Linked DNA regions of Homo sapiens: region 2 is linked to region 1. The links are chromatin loops, found by intact Hi-C in ENCODE. Cell type or tissue: dorsolateral prefrontal cortex. All regions are shown on one strand. Links, peaks and the distances in the headings refer to the core of each region. The heading gives the core; the rest is flanking DNA.

Evidence for each region. A loop is a pair of places that touch in the nucleus more often than their neighbours do. Peaks named below come from ENCODE experiments on the same cell type or tissue, not always from the same donor. Only the 100,000 strongest peaks of a DNase experiment are listed, where the experiment ranks them.
Region 2: it touches region 1 in a loop (9-fold over the local background); 2 of 110 quality-filtered maps call a loop at or near these places.

The regions. Positions count from the first base shown.
Region 1 is chr19:30,445,379-30,455,690 of GRCh38, forward strand. ZNF536 (zinc finger protein 536) reads left to right here. Exons shown (of 5, transcript NM_014717.3): 2 at 1-354. Among named protein-coding and RNA genes, the nearest start is that of ZNF536, 78 kb to the left of the region's middle. In dorsolateral prefrontal cortex, for the core only: no CTCF peak of the experiment used is centred there; DNase peaks (open chromatin) are centred at 4,883 and 5,775; H3K4me3 peaks cover 3,099 bases; H3K27ac peaks cover 6,387 bases; H3K27me3 peaks cover 2,089 bases.
Region 2 is chr19:30,222,306-30,232,617 of GRCh38, forward strand. It overlaps a transcript of ZNF536 not described here. Among named protein-coding and RNA genes, the nearest start is that of ZNF536, 140 kb to the right of the region's middle. RefSeq lists silencers at 210-369, 5,362-5,751 and enhancers at 802-1,302, 1,303-1,803. In dorsolateral prefrontal cortex, for the core only: a CTCF peak has its summit at 5,476; DNase peaks (open chromatin) are centred at 4,193, 5,101, 5,526, 6,166 and 5 weaker places; H3K4me3 peaks cover 8,000 bases; H3K27ac peaks cover 7,831 bases; H3K27me3 peaks cover 6,507 bases.

The sequences.
Region 1 (10,312 bases), core at 832-8,831:
ATTTTTTGTCACACGGGCTGAACCAGACTCTCGAGTATAACCTGCAGGGTCCTGGGAACATGAAGGAGAAGCCCACCGAGTGCCCCGACTGCGGCCGGGTGTTCCGCACTTACCACCAGGTGGTCGTGCACTCCCGTGTCCACAAGCGGGACCGCAAGGGCGAGGAGGATGGGCTGCACGTGGGCCTGGATGAGCGGCGTGGCTCGGGCAGTGACCAGGAGTCCCAGTCGGTGAGCCGCTCCACCACGCCGGGCTCCTCTAACGTCACCGAGGAGAGCGGGGTCGGAGGCGGCCTCTCCCAGACCGGGAGTGCCCAGGAGGACAGCCCGCACCCCTCCTCGCCATCCTCCTCAGGTAGGTTAGCTGAGAAGCGGGGAGAAGCAGCTTGTACAGCAGCCCTGCTCAGGGCTGCCTGGTTCTGCTCCCAGGCCTCCAGTCAGTTCCAAGGCCAGTGGGTCTTGATTGAGGACAGGGGTGGGTTGGACACTGGGCCATGCCTTTCTTTCCCCCCCTGACTGGAGGGAAAGGGCCGTCCTTTCACCTCTTAGGCCTTCCCTTGAACACTGGCTACCAAGAAAGTAAGTTGAGGCCGGGTGTGGTGGCTCACGCCTGTAATCCCAGCACTTTGGGCGCCCGAGGCCGGTGGATCACTTGAGGCCAGGGATTCGAGGCCAGCCTGGCCAACATGGAGAAACCCCATCTCTACTAAAAATCCAAAAATTTAGGCAAATGTGGTGATGCATGCCTGTAATCCTAGCTATTCGGGAGGCTAAGGCAGGAGAATCGCTTGAGCCCGGGAGGGGGAGGCTGCAGTGAGCCAAGATCACACCACTGCACTCCAGCCTGAGCGACAGAGTGAGACACTGTCTCAAAAAAAAAAAAAAAAAAAAAAAAAAGAAAGAAAGAAAGAAAGAAAAAAGAAAGTTGTGCGGGAGATGGCCAGGTGGTACATTTTTCAGTGGGCATAATCTACCTTTTTCTTGCAATTGTCCAACCCCATTTCACCGCCTGACGCTGTCGGCCATCATCTGGTCTCTGGAACTCAGGAGCTGGCATTCTGCTCTATCCCTGGGTATGAATGTGTAAGTTCCAAACTTCACCATCTTTCTCTCCCCCTTAGCGTATTCCCATAATTCTCTCATGCAGGCACCGCAGTCTCCCTCCCCAAGCCAAACCTATCTTCTGGCCCCTTCCAAAATTACAACGTGGCTCACCTGCCAGATCCGTGTGACCTAAAGAGCCCCACCACTTTCCTCTGATGGTTTGGAAAAGTACAGGCATTTGAAACACAGACGCATGACTGTTCTGTCTTAAATTGTACTGTGTTACACGGCTGATACAGCTTTGGGGTCTAAAATAGCAAAGCAGAAAATCTGTCATCAAAATGTCTGTGAAATTATGAAGCTTCCTGGCCCAGTTTAAAAAAAAAACCAAAACAACAACAACAACAACAACAACAACAAAACACGCTAGCCTCAGACGGCTAAATTAAAATCACCACCTAACAGCAGGTAAGGCGTTGCCTTCATCCATATTTCCAAAGCCCCTTACTAATGGATAGTAAATTGAAAGTTATCTCTAGCCCTTTATAAAGAAAGCACCTCGCTAATACTGTAATCATTCTGCAGCCTAACAACAGAGGAAATCATGCCATAACAAATACCCTGTTACTAATGGCAACATTGATTTCTGCAATCAGCCATTAAGTCTAGAAAATGAAAGACAGTTTGAGGCACCTCGAGGCACTGCCTTGCCCACTGTTAAAGACGTAGCAGCACCCTGTTGAGGGTCATTTTTTAAAAGTTTTTTCTTCTTTCTTGATCCCCCCCACCCTCACTCTTTGGTTTAGATACCTATTTCGATCTTGGAGGCAATTCACTGCTGCACTTATTAAGTAGATGCCAGTTTTAGCTTTGCTGTTATAGTCTTGCTTAAGCATACTCTTCTTCTAGGACAAAATTAGTATTAAAATAAAGTGGGACTCTGCCGGCTTATTACAAACCAGTAAAGAATTGTTAAGACACATAAATCTGGTCTGCACATTCCAGAGATTCCGATAGCACTTAATGCCGCTGCTTAAATACCCATGAAACACACTGTCTACTCCTGGAGTCCTAGACTTGTTTGGGATTTATTACGGATGAGACACTTAGGAAGTGTCTAACCAGCAGCATGAGTGCCAAGGAGGCGTGAGGTCACACTACCTGGAGCGACTGTCACATGGAACATACTAAGATTCGAGGGAAGGGTTTTCACCATGTAAAGATAGATCCCTACTTGAGAGGCAGCCAAGTGCCAGGTGTCCCAATGTCAGGAGGAGCTCTTTCTGGCCTCCTAGGATGAGGTCTGCTCTTCTGGCATGTGTCGTTTCTGATTCTGGATTAGGACCTTTACAGGACAGGGTGCAGACAGCAAACTGGTTCCCCTAAGTTTTTAGAGTGACATGGAGTTAACATTGACAGATTTCCATCCCTCTCTCAGACCTCCTGAAATGTAAGGGTCTCGGCAGAATATTCTGACACCAAATGTTCAGCTTCATTAATGACGTGTTTACCGTGTTTTTCTCACCTTCTGGCCAAGTGATAGCCTCATGCTATTCCTATCTCTGTTGCTTGCCTATCTCTCAGTGCTTGGTTGAAAAAACCCATTTTGCTTAAAAAGAACCAACCGTGCTCATGACTCAAAAGAGAATTATACTTGAGTTGTGGTTATCTTCTCACTTTTATTTCCCCTCATTGAAGTATTTTACAATTGTGAATACTGATTCTTTCATTTCTGGTTGACTTCTTTGTTTTCTTCATATTCAAATTAGACCCTTTCATAATTTTCTGACTAAGTAGGAGAATTGAGGGCATACCAATATACAACCCGAATCAGCTGTGCGTCTGGGGCATTCAGGTTTCCCTGGGATTTAGGACTCTTAACCAAATCTGGTTAGTCCTCCCTCTTATTTCCAACAAGTTTGACTTGTATAGAAGTGCGATTAAAATAAGCATTTAAATAAAAATCTGGATACAATGGGTATTTTATTATTACCTGTTAAAGAGAAACCTGCAAGGTGAAGGAGAGAGAGAGAAAAAATCTTTAAGCCCTTAAGTAAAGAAAGAAGTACTTATTAAGGCTTCTATTAAGAAATAACTGCAAAACACGGTTTTACAAATTTCTCAGACTGCATAACAATGTCGCAAAACTTAATTTGCATCACTTGATTCTTTTTTTTGTTGAAAACTGGGTCAGTAGGGCCTGAGAAACTATTTTTTCAGATCTTAACCAATGAATTCTTCTTTATAAATCGCTGCTCTTAACATGATAGTAGTTCTGAATTCATCATAAAAAACCTTTTTACAGAGCCTCTTAGAACAGATCTCTAGAAGAAGGCTTACAATGAGTGGCAGAGACGTCCTTTGTTATCTGATGTAATTCTTTGCAAAGAAGGATTGGGAACGGAGTGGCTGTTTAAAAATGTCTTGCTCAGACCGAGATGAAGAAGGGGTCAAGTTTGCAATCAAACAGTTATTGCCGAGATGGGCGACTGTCACTGGCTAGGCTAATGTGGGATGCAGCTGTTTGTTATGTGAGCAAAAGAATGTTTGAATCAGTGAACATGTGAAAATGATTCCAGTGAACCAGAAAATGTGTTTGTTCTTTGGCTCTCCAAACTGCTGAGAACCAAGCTTAAGATCAACTGCGAAAACTAGGACCTCTGACAAATTGAGAGGTCATATTTTCTAACAGAAAATGGACAAAACTAGTCACACAGATCACTTCCCCATCTTCCCCCTTTGTTTTATTTTTGTTTTGTTGTTGTTTATTTGACTTACCAGTAATTTCACACCGTGGTCAATGTCATTCAATGTAGCCTCCGTGTACAATGCAAAGAGAAACTGTTTGGAAAGCAGCAGCTTATTAATTTTACTTTTATGGCATTTAGAAAGCGGGGTGGCTGTTTCGATGCCTCCTCATTTCTGGCTTGCATGCAAACACTCTTATGGCATTAATCTTTGCATCTTTCTCTAAAACCTCCTCTAGGGCTGAGCTCGAATCCTCGCTTTGCTCTGAGTCAGAACACAACCAAAGTTCTGTTTCTTCAGATTTTGCTTTGGAAATCACACTCAGAATAATTAAAACTTAATGTACTAAGAAATGATACTGTTCATTATATCCAACAGGGCAGTTACCTTCTGAATTCCACATAATTTTGGAGTGGGGATAATTGAAGTGTTGATGGTGGGAAGGGGGTAATTGAATGCATTGACCCTCTGTTCATTAAATAAAGTCGGCTAAGTTACAGGATCAATGGAAAGCCAGGGAGAGATGCGAAGATGAAAATATCGTTAACCCCTACTACTTCTGGTATAATATTTTGAGATGGACAAGGATTATTTGGTCAGCTGGGCTAAAAGCCTTGCGAGGTCTTCTTTTGTTGTTAGAGCTGCATTCCTGAAATGCTGGGTCTCCATCCCATTGACCACAGCATCAAAGGCCTTTATCTGGGGCGCTTTCGCATTTACATGGGGTGTATAGTGATATGATAGATTTTCTTTCTTTTCCACCTCTTTTTCTCATGTGGCTCCCCCTCCCTGCCCCCGTTCACGATAACCGGTGCCTGCTCCACACACAAACAAATCCAGGCACCCAAAAGAAGAAAAAGAAAAAGAAAAAGAAAAAAAATTTGAGTTTGAGGATTAAGATCTTCATTTTTTTTTTTTTTTTTGCTTGTGCATTCCAATTGTTCTTAAAATATTTGGCAATGTCAATTAGTAACTGAGCAGAGTTAGCTGATGAACACAATTTTCCAGTAGACTGAGCACCCTATTGTTGCCGAGCGAACAGCAGATTTCTGAGGTCATTATCATTCGCTGGTTGCTTGGCCCAGCTGCTTCCTGCTGCAAAAGCCAAACTTTATACCGGAGCTCGGGGAGGCTGCAGCAACAGGGGGCTGGAGGGGGGGAGAGGGGAGCTGGCTGCAGAGCCGAAGACAGTCATTATCAGCAGAGGAAACAGAAAGTAAAAGTTTCCAGGCAATTCCAGGAAAACTGCCGGAGCAGGCTTCTTCCTCCTGTTCCAGTCCAACCACCTTCCACCTCTAGGCAGGGAATTAAAAAGGACTTGGGGAGACCCCCCTGGGCATGGTGGCAGCTAATCTCTTTGTGGAGGAGAACTTTGGAAAACAATAATCCCATTTATAAATAATGCTTAAAAATTTTTTTAGCCCAGGCTCAAGCATGTGAGTGATGCCCTCTTAGATAGCCTCCTTCATTGTTATATATTTAAAAAATCATTTTAAAAATGATATTAGGAACTTGAAATTAGTCAATTTGGGGATGACAAATAGGCAACATTATTTAATTTTCCAGAGGGACCTTATGAACAGATCATAGTCTGAGATTCCTTTTAAAATCACATTTAGCCTTAAAGGTTCCCCCTACGCCTCCCCCTGTCCCCTGCTTCCTTATTTTTCTGCCCCCAGCCCACCCCAACTCCAGCCTTCCTTCCCCACCTCCTAATTTGGGAACTGGTTCAGTGAGATGAAAAGCTGCACTTTTTTTAAAGCTCAGCTGTGAAAGCCGAGCGCCATATGCAGCCCTTCGGTCTCTGCCGTGGAAGCGTGTGCAGGCGGCCGCCGTGTTTGCGGAGATTTACGGAGGATCGGCTCGTGTGTGCCGAAGCTGTGCCCAGGCGGACGCCGGCCAAGGCCCGTCCCCTGAGCTGAGAGCCGAGAGCTGAGGTGGCCGCCCGCCTAGGCGAATAAGCCGGCTGGTCAGGTGGCTCCTGGGGAATGTCAGATGGGGCACAGGGTCAGAGGCCCCCGTGTCTTCCCCTGGCGGCCACCTTTCCGCTGGGGCCCAAGGGTGGTCTGTCCACTTGGGACGCCCTGCTCGTGCCGGGATCGCCGTTGCTCTCAGATGCTGGTTCATGTGCGGCTGTCACATCATCCTCCTCCTTCCCCGGAGCCGGATGCCTACCAGCAGTTTCTTTTTATAAACTTCCCATTCACTTGGTAGACTTGTATCATCTCGTGCTTAGGAGCGATGATTTGGGAACAATCAGTAACACTTCGGGGCTTTTACCATCTTTCTGACCCCTTTACATGGAGCCATAAATCCCGCTTCTCCGGGGCTGCTTGATGCCAGTCCACCGTCACTTGGCATTTCAGAAAGAGGGTACTTGCACAGGCTCTGAAAGTCTTCAGACTAGGAGTGTAACATCAGAGATGTGTGGCATAAAATTGCAGAGGCAGAGCACCCTCTCTGCTCCAGCACTTAACAGGCAGGACATGGTTTTGCTTGTGAGGGATTAGATTCGAGGCCGCGGAGTCACTCAAATGTGTTTCTCTGGCGGCCTCACTTGGCCCATCTGTGGGATGGACACCGCTGTTGCCTGGGCTGCCCTTCTGTTTCCAACACTCCTGCCCACGGAGCTTCTGAGGAGCTCCATGAAGCTCTCCTCCCTATGCATGTTAGCGCAAGGGACGGAACAGTTCATTTAAACCTAAATTTAATGGAAATAAGGAAAACATAGATTAGCTAAGGACAGGTTACAATGAGGCAAGGAATTAAGCGGTCAATTTTCAAAACAGAGCTTGAAGCATTAGCTGCGTGATTTCCATTGACTCGAATGGGAGGTTCCAGGCTCAGGTCTTGACCACCACCTTGGGTGTGTTGGGGTGGGAGTTAGTAATTTGCTTTGCAGACAGCCACAAGGTGTCCCTTGATTGATGGTTTGGCCAGAAGCAGGTATCACGAGCTTCCAGGATCTGACTCTTACCCACTCCCATGCTTACCATGCACTCAGGTAGCTGGGAAATGATGCCCACTGTGTTATGTGAGCCCTGCCAGGGGCCACTTCTGCAGAGCTGGGGCAGCCTCTGCATAGAGGGCAGATTGGGGTCCTTCTGGCCGCCCAGATCCCTTCACTGCCAGGTTGCTTATCTTTCTAATTCTTTCTCTGGTTTGAAGCTTTGTGTCCTGTTCATAGGAAGTGCGTTCCCAGGAAGGGTAAGGTAAGACTTTCTTCCTCTACATCTCAGTGCATTTCCCACGTCTGCCCCTTCTCCCTGAGAAGTTTCTGGCAGGTAGCCCTGATGTCTCAAAGGGGTGGGGACAGGGCTGGCTTCAACAAGGCCTGTTATACTGGCCTCGATATTCCACTGGTTCTAGAGAGAGACCGTGGGTATACTTGGAGACCTAGAGATGGAGACAGTGAATTTCATGGGAAAGAACTGTGCAGGGAGCATTTGGAAGCCTTTTGAGCCTGGGAAGTCAGGGGAGTGAGTAGTTAACTCCTTTACCCGTAGAGCTGTTTTGGAGCATTGATGGCAGGGGTGGAGAAACACCTGCAGAGATCAGGAGATTGGATTTGTGCACACTTCCCAAATCCGTGATGATTGGACTGGAACCTTTGCCATCTGTGACCCTTGGGCCTGTTTGCTGCCCTTCTGGGTGTCTCACCTCCCTTCGTCTTCCTCTCCTCTGTCGGCATCTGATGGGTGCATCTCTCCACCCTTGTTGATGGTGCTGGCATGTGGAGGAAGGAGGCGGGGGCTGAGCGAGGCTTGCAAATGCAGAGGAAAGGGGCTCTCCAAGAGGGGTGCATGGTGTCGGGGGGGTGGGCAGGTGGTGGGGGGACTCTGATCTCCCCAGGAAGTGAGCTTTGCTGCAGCTGAGAGCGGCCATGGGTCCCCCTTGTCTTTTGCTGGCAGGATGGGGCGATGGCAACATTTACTTAAGCTGTGGAGTCTGGCACTGCCGCAGCCAGGCGCCATCTGGAAAGCCCTTTTCAGAAAGCTGTGTCCCCCCCACCCCCAAAAGGAACTTAGGGGAACAGGACTTGGGCAGAGCTGTGGGACTTGTTTCTTGGGCAGAACCTGCTCACTGAGGCACCTGAGCCGGGCTGGGTTTCCCTGGGAGCCAGGTAGATAAGACAGGTCTACCTCGGGGTGCATGTGGGCTCTTTGCTGTCTGTGGGGCCCTCGGTTCATCCTCGAGCCAGGTCTGGTTTAGGTTTACTAGGGCTGTATTTTCCATCTATTTGTTTTGTGTTGCATTTTGCTTACTCTCTTCACCTAAGTCCTTGTATATTGTGAGTATGATGGGGTGGCGCCAGCCGGGATTGGTCAGTGACTGTTCCTTCCCTGTAATAGCAGGGCTGATTAGCAGAATATAAGAAATGAATGCTGTGCCTCTGAAATGTGCCTGTGAGACAGGATCTAGAACTCAGCGGCTCAGCTTGCAACAAACAGGGCAAACTAAGCACAGAGATTTGCTACCATCCTTTCCCTGAGCCACATCTTCAAAAAAGACTGCAGAGTCCCAAAACAATGCGTGTCTGAACAAACACCATCTTCAGCTACCTGATGGGTGGGCCTGGGCAAAACGGGGGCCATGCCGAAAGCAAGGGCAGCAGTCCAGGCAGAATTCATTTGCCTCCTGTTTCCACCACCCCCAAGAGAAAGTTGTCCAGGGCTTAGCTTCTTGTGGGACCCATCTCTTTGTTGCTGTGAGCCTTGGGGTTTTTGTGTGACATGTGGCATGTGTCTGGGAGAAGCGAGAGGCACAGCACAAGCTGACTCCTTGGCTTGGCTGCCCACCACACCACATGGGAGGCCGGCCCTCCCCTTAACGGTGCCCAGCCAGGAGGCTGCCTCCAATGTGGGCATGAGGACGGGCTTGGCTTTAACACCTCCTCACTTGCTTCCAAAGGACAGGGTCATTTTCCAGCTTTTCTTGCAAGCAGTGTCTACCTTTAGGAACCTTTCAGTTTTACTCTGTGCCATGGGGCCCAGGGCATTTCACGGAGAAATCAGTCCTTTCCTTTACAGAGGCAACTTGTAGGACTAGACTTTTGGCCAACGCTAGTTTCTTTTCTTTTGTCTGACCTCAGTTCCAAAACCATTTGATGCACGATGAAACAGGATCGCGCCACAGTGCTCTCTTCTCTTCATTAAAGTAATGTCCAGAAACTCTTAGCACAGTGGTGGTCATCGTGGCTTTTGGACACTCTCAGTTGTCCTCAATCATCTTGAGAGGCATTCTGGAACATGTTCAACATGTTAACGTTGAGTTCAACATGAAGTGTATGCAGTGGTGGTTTTCTTGAAGATCAAGACAGATACATGCTTCTCTTTATTGCTAAATATGTATATTTTTAAATTTGTTGCTAAAATATGTGTTTTTATTTTCGTTTCATTTCATTTTTTAAAAACTCAGTAGTTTGCCCTGAAAAATTGGAGTGATCCTGCAGCAAAGCTGCTATGTGGCATCATAATCCCTGTTGAGAGAGAAGGCTTGGCAGTGTTCATGTCCGTCTCTGGCTGGGGCCAGACCCCTCGGAAATGTCCTTTTTAGTGACCTTCAAAACCTTTCCACTTGGGACCGGGTGTGGTGGCTCACTCCTGTAATCCCAGCACTTTGGGAGGCCGAGGCAGGTGGATCACATGAGGTCAGGAGTTCGAGACCAGCCTGGCCAACATGGCAAAACCTTGTCTCTACTAAAAATGCAAAAATTAACCGGGCTTGGTTGTGGGCGCCTGTAATCCCAGCTACTCGGGAGGCTGAGGCAGGAGAATCGCTTGAATCCGGGAGGAGGAGGTTGCGGTGAGCCGAGATCAAGCCATTGCACTCCAGCCTGGGCAACAAGAGCAAAACTCCATCTCAAAAACAAACAAACAAACAAACAAACAAACAAACAAAGTTTCTACTTGGTCTCGTCCACGAGTCCCGTTCACTGACTTTATGATGCTGTTGTTGTTCAATGACTTCACTATTCTTTTTTTCTTACTATAAAGTAATTCTTGTTCATCTTGGACATTTAAGAGATACAGATAAATAAAAAATAAAAAAAATTAAATGTGTATGCCTACCACCACTCAGGAATAATCACTGTGAACACTTTTTTTTTCACTAAACTAGTAAATATTTTGTTATCGATGCATAGTTTATGTATAGATTTTAGGGTACCTGTGCTAATTTGATACATTCATATAATGTGTAAAGATCGAATCAGGGTAATTGGGACCTTCATCACCTTAAATATTTATCTTGGCTGGATCCAGTGGCTCATGCCTGTATTCCAACACTTTGGGAGGCCGAGGTGGGCAGATCACTTGAACCCAGCAGTTTGAGACCAGCCTGGGCAATATAGCGAAACCCTGTCTCTACAAAAAATACAAAAATTAGCCAGAGCGGTGGCATATGCCTGTAGTCCCAGCTACTTGGGAGGGTGAGGTGAGAAGATCGCTTACGCCCAAGAGGCAGAGGTTGCAGTGAGATGAGATTGTGTCACTGCACTCCAGCCTGGGCAACAGAGCAAG
Region 2 (10,312 bases), core at 873-8,872, 220 kb before region 1:
GAAAAGCATAGGAGAGCCACAAATTATGAAAGCGGCCACAAAACACCCCTGGTGGGGTGGGGCTGGTGGGTGGGGAGCCAGTGGGGAACTTTTATACTTTAATGAGACGCAGGTAGGCGTCAAGTTTCGGCATCTGGAGGATAAGGGGCCTCTGTCCATTTTCTGGAACCCTCCACCTCCCACTCCCAACAAGGGCCGCGCCGGGAGGTCTCCCCGGGGACCCCCACTCAGCTTGCTCAGGTCCTGGAGGCATGCAGAGGGCGTCGGCGCCGACAGGGGGAGCCGGAGAGCCCCCTGCCCGGCCGTCTGCGGGGCTCAGGCGGGGCTTGGCCTCCGATGAGCGCGCTGTCTCTGCCCGGTGGGTCCCACCCCGCCCGGCCACGCAAAGCCGTGGCAGCCCCCTCGCGGCAGCGCGCCCCAGGCGAAGCACCCCGGGCCACCGGGAGCGCGGCCCTCCCGAGACGCACGGGCTCCGAGGCCGCAGAAGCCTTGGGCCTCCAGGCCTGGAAGGGGCTCCCCTGGCCTGGAGGCCATGGGCCCGGCCCAGACCGGCCAGACACCGCCAGGGACCCCCAGAACGACGCCAGGACGCGCGCCGGGCTCCGTGCCTCCCACGGCCCAGGCGAGGCCGGCGGCTCGAGGGTTAAAAGGCGACCCCCATTCTGTAGGGGAGAAAGTGCCTTTTCTCCAAGTCCATATGGTCACTTCCTTTCGACCTGCTCGGCCCTGCTCGCCTCTTTGTCCGCTCTGTCACTTATAAAGAATCACTTGACTTACAATAACAGGTTCAAAAGACGACGGAGTATAATCAGTTGATCCACGAAGAATTGGAATAAAGAACACCCCACCGCTCAGGCTATCATTCCCATAGAGATAGTGATATCATTCATGTGATTGCGATGCTAATTTCTATACAAGAAAAAAAAAACCCTTGTATTTTGGTATTTGTTCAAAGAGAATTTCAGACACATCAGATTGGAAAATGTGGGCTGAATTCCTAAACTTTTTTGGGTAGGCAGAGAATTTTTTAAAAACACCACTGCAGAGATTTGAGCGGATTTTAAGAATCTCCTGGAACTAGCTTGTTGGAGGAAAGTGATTATTTCCTCACTCCTCCAGTGCACTCCTGGCGAGAGAGAGAGAGAGAGAGAGAGAGAGAGAGAGAAGAGAGAGAGAGAGAGAGGGAGAGAGAGCAGCAGCAAGGAGCGCTGGGTTCTCAGGGCAGGGTCCGAGGATGCTGGCAGCGGCAAGGCCCGGTGCCCGCCGACGGCGCGCCTGGGGAGAGGACCACCGGCGGTGAGGGCCCAGGCCCAGCGCCCAGGGCAGCTGCGACGCGTCCGTCTCCAACGCCGGCACGCTAACCCAGCGCTCCTCCCAGCGCAAAGTTTTCTGTGTCTCTCCCCTCACTCTTGGACTGGTTGCTTGCCACCGAATGACTCCTTCAGCTGGAGAGGGGTGGTGATGGGGAGGCTGTGGCATGCCTTTTCTGTATCTTTGCTTTTGATGTCTTGTGATGCCCGGGTTTAAAACCCGTCAGTCATCTTGGGGGAGCTCAGTTCGGGCAGGCTGGAGCAAGTCTTACCTGAATCAATGTTTTAAGTGCCCCTGTGGCTTGGCGTTTTGAATAATCAATCTGTCTCCATCACTTCTTAATCATGCGCAACACAGGCCTCTCTCTCTCTTTCTCTCCCCCCACCTCGCTCTCCCTCCCTGTATCCTTTTTTTTTTTTTTTTTGTCAACTCTTTTGGATCCTGTCTCTTTGCTATTAACATGCCCAGTGTCACATGCGAGGCTTTTCTTTAAAACAAGCCCCTCATTGGTGTATCTGGATACTTCTTTTATTATTATTATTACTGAATCTTTTTTCCCATAATGACACCAGGATCATTATATAATCCCATAACAAAGAGGCTTTTTGAGGCACCAGCTTTTGTCAACTCTAGGACAGAGAATCCATAATTGCATTATCCAGCTTTTTCCTCCTTCTTCCCCCCTCCTAGCTTCCCAGAAAACCAACCTCATGCCCCACTCACACCCCCACCTTGTTACTTCTGCTTATATTATTTACCGAAACGTTTGCCCAGAGGACCCGCCTTGCAAAGTTGCCTTAAAAAAGTTATTTTGTTTGATAATTAAGTCCTGGAGCCCATCGCATGATGATTATTCTACACCCATAAGGCAGAGAACCTGCGTGACGTTTTTCTCGAAGTTTAATTACCGTATGCTAATTTCCTTGCCTACTACGTGATTAATTAAAATCATATTTTCATAATCATTTGGCACTAGTATTGTTTTAGAATTATCATGATCTCCTAAATAGTGTCTGTAAATAAAGTCGCCTCTAATGGCAGGCGCGGGAGGCGAGGCTGAGGACCTCTCCGCGTTTGTATCGCGGCGATTGGCAACATAACTGCCTTATTTACATTAAATACGCCACAAGGTTACAGCGCGGATCAACGTCATTTGATCGCTGATGACTCCCTTAAACGCCCGGGCTGTGACTGATTCTTCGCGTCCCGCTGTCCACCGAGATTCACCCGGGAGTTTTTTTTTTTTTTTTTTTTTTTCCTCCCAGAAAAGAAACAGACTTTAAATAGTTTCAGGAGCAGGTAAGAATTACGCTTTTTCCTCGCCCCTTCTCCGTCTCTCTCTCCTCTCTCTCCGTGGCAGTCTCTCTCTCCCTCTCGGCTGGATAAAAAATTCTTTAGTCAAAGGCAGGAATGCAAAGTAGTGACAAGGAAGGGGCTGATATATGTCTCAGTAACGAGTCTGACAATCAGAATGTAGCTCTTGGAGAATAGATAGATTTTAATAAGTGTGTTTACATGAGCTCAAGGTCAGAACCAAGCTGCGCTGTGTTAAATGGTTTCTTAGTTGCTAGACAGAGAGAAAAAATGGACGATCACACACCATTCTTTGTAGATTATTATATCAAGGGTTCAGTCTCTGGCTCATCAAAGCTAAATGCCGCAAGACCTATCTAGTTGCTGTGAATTATGCCAGGGCGACAATGGAGAGCGTTTTTAATGGTACAATGCATTTCACCTACCAGATAGGGGGAGGCCGAGCCGGGGATGGGGATGTCTGCTGGGGCTGGGTGATGAGTATCAATGAACGGGGCGATTCTGAAAAGAGGCTGATGAAAATCGAGCCCGCCCTGCCCCGGCTGGGCTGGGAACAGTTCGCAGGGCTCTGCCGAGTGGGCGAGTGAGGCGCGCGAGCAGGGCGCCCGTCCCCCCTCAGCCCCGGAAAATGATCAAGTCAATCGTGTGGGCATGTTTCATTATTCATTGAACACAATCTTTTACAACGCTCCGTTTACGTGCCCGAGTTTGCTCCTGACGCCCGCGTTTCAATGTTTAAGGTAAGGAAAACAAAGGTGGGGGGGGGATCGCGGGGCGCGGCGCGGTGCGGGGGGCGCGGCGCGGGGGGGCGGCGGCGGGTGGGGGGGCAGCTTCGGCGTCCGGGAGGTGGCAAAGTGAGTTTGGACTCTTGGCGCGGCCCCCCCGTCCCCTCCCCCTCCCCATCTCGGCGAGGCCTGCCGCCCGGTTCCTTCTCGCCCCATCGCGATTAAAAAATACGGTCTAATTAAATATCCGTGGCTGTGACGTTGGCGAGAGAAGCTGTCAGCGGGTGGGGGGTGGGGGGAAAGAAGAGGAAAACCGAGCCGGCGGCTGCGGCCGGGCATCGTATGGCGCTAGAGAACTTCGGCGGCGAGCGGGACCTGCGCCTGGGCCGCCGCCTCCCCGCCCGCGGTCCCGGGACCGTTACTTTGAAAAGGAGTCCCGAGGCCTGGCGCCCGGCGCGCGATCGGGACCCCGCGTCCAGCTCCGGGGACCCGGCCGGCGCCCCCCACCCGCGAGCGGCCCGCGAGCCACTCTCAGGCCCCGGGAAACTTTCAAGAGGGTCTGGGGGGTGGGGGGAGTAAAAAGGGGAGGGGGTAGGCTGGGGCCGCGGAAACTTCTGCTCAAGTGACTTTCCCCATTTTCTCCTCTGCCTGGGACGGGGGTTCGCCTTGCGCTCTTTCTCTGGTCCGCGCTCACTGCGGGGTTCCGGCCCCTCCGCCCGTGGAGAGAGGGTAATTTGCAACCTTTTTTTTTTTTCAATTAAAGTTAGCTGATGCTTACAATGTGTCAAACTTGCGGGCGCCGAGAGCCGCTGAGATCTGCCATTTTGTGATTGCATCGGCCTCCTGTGCCCCGGGAGCCTGGCCAGGCTGAGGCCGGAGAGTTGGTTTCAGGGCTGAGGTGCCAGGGTCCGAACCCGCGACCCCAGGAAAGGCCGTGGCGCCTGCAAGCGCAGGCGGCGCCCGCAGCACCTGCCCCAGCCGGGCCTCGGCCTGGGGGCCCAGCCGGGGGCCAAAGAGGAAATAAATAAATAAATAAGTAACAGGTTATGGAGGGAAAAGAGCCGGCCAGTCCCAGGCTGGAGAAATGAGGCCAATCAGAGCGAGGAAGTGCGGGCGTGGGGGCTCTGGAAGGCAGAGGAGAGGCAGGGCTTGCGCGGCGTCTGGGAAGAGTGCAATCTGGGGGGACGCCTCCCGTCCCCCCAGCGCAGATGCATGACTGGGGTAGGAATGATCTTTGCTGATAAGCCTTTTTCTGTTTGCTTCAAGACATTATTTTTCGAAGATGAATTGAGGAAAACAGTCGTAGGCGAGACTCGGGGTGTATTTTAGGCAAAAAAAAAAAAGTTAGGGTTGGGGGAGAGCTTTCCTTTGATGAGTAGGAAAGTGTCCAGATCTCGACGCGCCCATCTGTTGCAGTTTTGCAAATAATTTAAAATATAGATATCTCCATATAGACGGATGTATGTGAAGTGGAGGAAGGTCGAAACGCGGGGAAGTTAGGGAAAAAGAAAGAAAAAGGGCTGGGCAGAGAGAGACCTGTGTTGCTCACTCTTCACTCTGCGGAGTGAACTCCGGCAGGGCTTTCTTTGGGGACAGGTGGAAAGTTAAGTCCCCCCCTTTTCACTTCTGTATTGTGAGTGGTTCCTACTGTGTGCCTGTTGGAGAACATGTCCACCGTTCCCGAGTTAGGTGGAGGATTGGAATGTTGGGGGGCGGGGAGCGTTGGAGTTGAGGACGCAGTGGCCAGGGGCTGGGGGCCGAGAAAGAGCAGGGCGGGGTCTCAGCCCCGCGTGCGGGTGGCAGCGGCGGCCGGGTTTTGTTTGCCAGATATTGTTATGTCTAACGGGTGCCTCGCCGGAGACGTGATTTGTCAGCCGCCTTCGTTTTCACTTTAGCAGAAAATACGGCAGCTGCGAGGTGTCCCGGCCTGCGGGGCTCGGGCACCCGGTGCGTCCTGGGGGCTGGGTCGTGTGCGCGGGTGGGAGCCGGCGGCCGGCGGGGCCGGGGCGAGGGGCGAGCGGGAGGGGCGGAGTGAGCGAGCGCGCGGTACGGCCCTCCGGTTCCTCCTGCGCCTTCTCCCGGCAGCCGCCGCCGCCGCCGCCGCCGCTGTGCAATTTAGCAGAAATCCGACAGGGGCCGCGTTTGCTGAGCGCATCCGGCGGCCGGGCAGCCCGAGCGGGCCGCCGGGCCTGGTCGGCCGGTGTAGAGGCGCGGAGGGGGCCGGCGGAGGGGACCGGCGGGGATGGGCGCGGGAAGCACGCCTGACCAGAGCACGCGCCGTTCCCCAACCCTGGTGTCCCCGGCGAGTTGGGCAGCCCCGCGCGCCCTGACCTTGACGCCCCAGTCTCCAGCCAGGGCTTAGGTGAACTTGGGGTGGGGTGTGCGTGCGTGCGTGTGTATGTGCGTGCGTGTGTGTGTGTGGAAGGGGTGGTGAGACTGGGAACGCGCTGTTTTCTTTCCCAGTTTGATACTAGCAACTGGATTTTTACTTTAAGACCGGCTTTGCTCTCTGCTGGGGTTGGGAGGGGGGGCGATCTTTTCCCATCACTCACATCTTTGTTCATTGTTCACTGAGTGGAAGGCAGGCGACTTAAAGAGACGAAAGAGAGGAAAAAGGGGTGAGAGACGGAGAGAGGAAAAAGAGGGGGGCGGCCAGAAGAGGGAAGGAGAGGCGTGGGGACAGGGCCCCCGCCCCCGCCGGGGTCGGGTTTGATGGTGAAATAGTAAACCCACGCACGGAGGGTCGCCAGGAAAGTGGACATTACCGCTTTAATTAACTTCGAGATGCTCCGGCGGCGGGACCTGGCGTAGCCGTGACGCGCCCCCATAAATCTGCCCGGCCCGGGGCTGCTCCGAGAACTCGTACAGTAGCGGCGTCAGATCCATCCCGCGCCTCCCAGTCCGGAGTCCATTTGCATAATTGGATTTTTTTTTTTTGCCTCCTTCTTTCTCCCTGAAACTTGTTTGAAAACCCAAGTGAAAACCGCGACGATCTGCACACTCAAAAGCAAGTGCCAAGTAAGTGCCCTGCGGTGGCCTCGGCGCGCCCCGGGGTGAGCGCGCAAAGCCGGGAGCGAGGTGCCGCGAGCTGCGCGCCGCCCCGGGCCGGCCTCGCGTGTGGGCGGCTGGGCGGCTGGGCGGCGGGAGGACGGCCTCCGCGGGCTCCGGGACTGCCCGGCTGGCTGCTCGCACAACTTTTTTTTTTTCCCCCGTCTGCTGACTTTTCGGGCCAGGTGAAGTGTTTGGGCCACGCGTGTACCTGTGGCGAGACTCGGGAGGCGATCTTGGGGGGCGCGCGGTCGCAGTTGGGCATCTTGCCTGGGTCGGGGGCGGGCAGTCGGTCCCAGTGGCCGCCGCTGAGGGCAGAGCTGCGAGCGAGCGGGGCCGGCTGCTGGTCGCGCCGCGCCGTAAATGCAAGCCTGTAGCCAAATGCTTCCCCCATTATTCTAAGGTTTGTGTCTGCGTGTGCGTGTATGTATGTGTGTGTTTGCGCTGTGCTTTTAAACAGAAAGAAAAGCAACCAAAACAAGAGCAGGAAGGGCTTTTTCCTTAGCTCGTCCCCCTTCCCCCAGCATCATTTATTTCTTTTGCTTGAAGGAGAGTGCAGACCTTCTTTGCTAAAGACAGGGTCACCGAGAGATTGACAATTCTGTTGGAAATGCCATCAATCCTATAGCGAAAATGTAGCTGCATTTATAAAATACCAACCCTTGCCTGATAAGGAAAGTGGTTTCACAGTGTCTCAAATTTTATTGAAAATATGTAATATTATTATAATGATTATTTACAGCGTTCAGAACCCAGGGGAAAAGTCGATTTGCTTGGGGGAAGACTAGAACCCTAGTTCTTGTTTGCCGGCCAGCCTGGGAACTTGCCTGGGGCTGCGCCCACCACCCTGAAAGCTGCTGCGGGTGGTGGGGGGGGCTCAGCTTTCAGTCCAGGGAGTCGCAGGGGGTCGCCCCTGCAGCCCTCTGGCCTCTGCTCGGGGAGAGCCCAGGGCTTCTGGCTGAAGGCTGCTTTAGTTATGATGTCATTCTGATAGCGGAGTGCAAATGTCTCCTGATTCCACCATTAACCGCCTGGCTGATTTGCTTGGTAATGATAGCACTGACGTCCTGCTCCCTGACAAATGCAGAACCGCCGAGCCCTAGGAATTAACTTTTCCCCCCACTGAGGAGAAACCCGGCTGCCAGAAGTCTCAGCACTGGGCCTCTGCCTGTGGACTTTGTCTGCCTCAGTCCCAGACACTGACATACATGACAGGCCCCTGGGCTGAGGGACCCGTTTTCCCAAAGTTTAGAAAACTTTTAAGACTTTCATTTCCAGAAGACCCTTAATCTGGTCAAACTTAAGTGCGATTGTGACCAGGCAGAGATATTTGCATGTGACCAATGGCAGGGACTCTGAGACCATTGCATGGAAGACTTGCCTCCTACCTTCAGCCCCTTAACTGTGTCTTCATGTTAATATCACTGCAAGTCAGCCGGATTTAGTGTTGATTTTTAACTAGTGTACAATGATTTAAGATTTCTTTTGATTTACTGTTCAAATGAAATTTACATAAATGTGATGAAAATGAACTTAACATCTGGGCATATGAAAAAAGGTTAGTACCTCATATGTCATCTGCAGGGAAAGTCTCTAAAATGCTTTCACCCTAAACTGGGTTTGGGGAAACAGTTCCTGGAGACATAAATGGTAATTATGGAGAACCTGGAGAAAACACTTTCAATAAATTTGCATTCTTTTGGACTAGAGCTCTGAAAGCCCATCTTGTTCTGTGCCTGGAGTGGTTAACTTCTGAGCAGGCTGGAGATCTTCGCAACTCAGCAACTTAACTGCTGGCCGGGCTGTCTTCACGGAAGACTTAGGGCAGGCAGGGAGCGACAGTCACGCTGTTCTGGTCCAAGTCAGAGGCCAATAACCCCCATTATGGGAGAGGACAGAGAGGCAGCTAGAAGGTGCCGCCCGACTTCCCACAGTTGCCCATAGGGTACTGAAGGCAGTGCTGAGATGTGGAATCATTGCCCACTGAACCCCAAAGAGCTGAATGATTAGGTTTGTTTGCTTTGCCTTAGGTAACCAAAGAAATTTCCATCAGCTCCACGAGCCCATTCAAGTGAACTCTGAACTCCATCTTACTTTTGAGCAAGAGAAGCTTATCTCTGGCATCAGGAAATCAGAATTAAACAGCCTTCCCCAAATGTGGTTGCCTTTTGCTCAAAAGTTGGCTGTGAATGGCACAGGTGTTTTTAAAGTGCCTTGAATGGAGGGGGAAGAAAGACAGCAATGATACTCATGAGAATATAGATGAACTTTTTTTTTTTTTTTATAAGAAGAGTATCATAAAAGAAGAAAGCAAATAGATTTATTTTTCCAGGCTGAATGAGGACAATTATAGCTTTTTAACATCTTTGGATTTAGTGTTTTTAATAAGCCTTTTAAGTAAGCTGAAATATCAGCTTGCATTTTGTTCTCAACATTATTTAAAGTGAGACTTGATGCAAATTTAAAAACAAGTGAGTTTTCTGCAGGTCAACATTTGTCCATATGAAGGAGAGAAGCCTCTTCCATGGCCTGTCTGCCAGGACCTAGGGCAGGCCAGTGCTCAGCCCTGCCTCAGCCTATCTCCAAGTGAGGCCTTAGATTTCGGCTGGAAGGACAGGGGTGGTCAGGTGGCATCTCTCAGGCTGTGAAGGCTGGATTTTGGAATCTAAAAGCAGGGCACAAACTCGCTTGCATTGCTACTAGTGGGGCCTTGTGAGTGGAGGGGCTTCCTCTGAACTCACACCTGCTGTGCACACTGGCACCTTCTCCAGAATGTGCCAGGGCAGGGTCTGGGCTGAGGCTGTGGAGGAGTTGGAGGGAAGGGAGCAGGGCCAATGGGGAGGAGTGGGAGGGAGGTCTCTGTCTGCCTGGTTGGGCTCACCTGTGTGCTTCATGTGGTACCTGCTCGGGAGTTGGAAGGGAGGCCTTTTGCCAAGGAGAGGGATTGGTTGTTCAGGTCTAGACTCTTCAGGCTGCCGTGATGGTCCCCTTGGTGGCATTGAACGTCCTTAGAGGAGTGAGCAGATAATGTGTGTGGTCAGAATGCGCTAAGCCAGGGAGTGGCCCCCTAGGTTGTGCTGGTGATGGTGGTGGTGGTGATGTGTGTGTGTGTGTGTGTCTGTCTGTCTGTGTGTGCTGGGGAAGGGTGCTGCCTGTTAGAAATACTTGTTCTGAGATGATTTCCTTTTCATCCACAATTGTACTATCCAGGATAGACTGGTGAGTTTGTAATGTACATGTGTGTTGGAGGGGTTGGGGTGGAAATAAATGAAGAAATCAGGAAATACAAAAGAAAATGCATCTTCAGAATAGAGATGCTAGGAAACACAGTCCAGTTTTCTGAAATCCCCCTCACTTTTTTTTTTTCCCAAAAGAAGGCAAACATGGATGGAAGCCCCCTCAGGAAGGTGGGCTGTGCGGGAAGCCATCTGGCCCACCTGGGGTGGGCGTGGGGGCCTCCCCCGGCCAGTTGATGCCATCAACGGGCTCCTGTTGACTGTGCCTGGTGATAAGGGCTGCTGTGGCTGCTTCTGCTGGCTCCCTGAGAGTCTCCTCTCAGCTTCTGATTTTTAAAAAATAATTTTTCAACTTTTATTTTAGCTTCAGGGGGTACATGTGCAGGGTTGCTATATGGGTACATTGTGTGATGCTGAGGTCTGGGGTACAATGCATCCCGTCACCCAGGTAGTGAGCATGGCACCCAGTAGTTTCTCAGCCCTTCTGCCCCGCCTTTCTCCCCCCTCTAGTGTCCCCCAGTATCCATTGTTGCCATCTTTATATTAATGTGTACCCAATCTTTAGCTTCCACTTATACATGAGAACATGCTGTATTTGGTTTTCTGTTCCTGCGTTAATTCGCTTAGGATAATGAGCTTTCACTTTTAAAAATCACTGTAGATCTCTGGTCTTTCTCT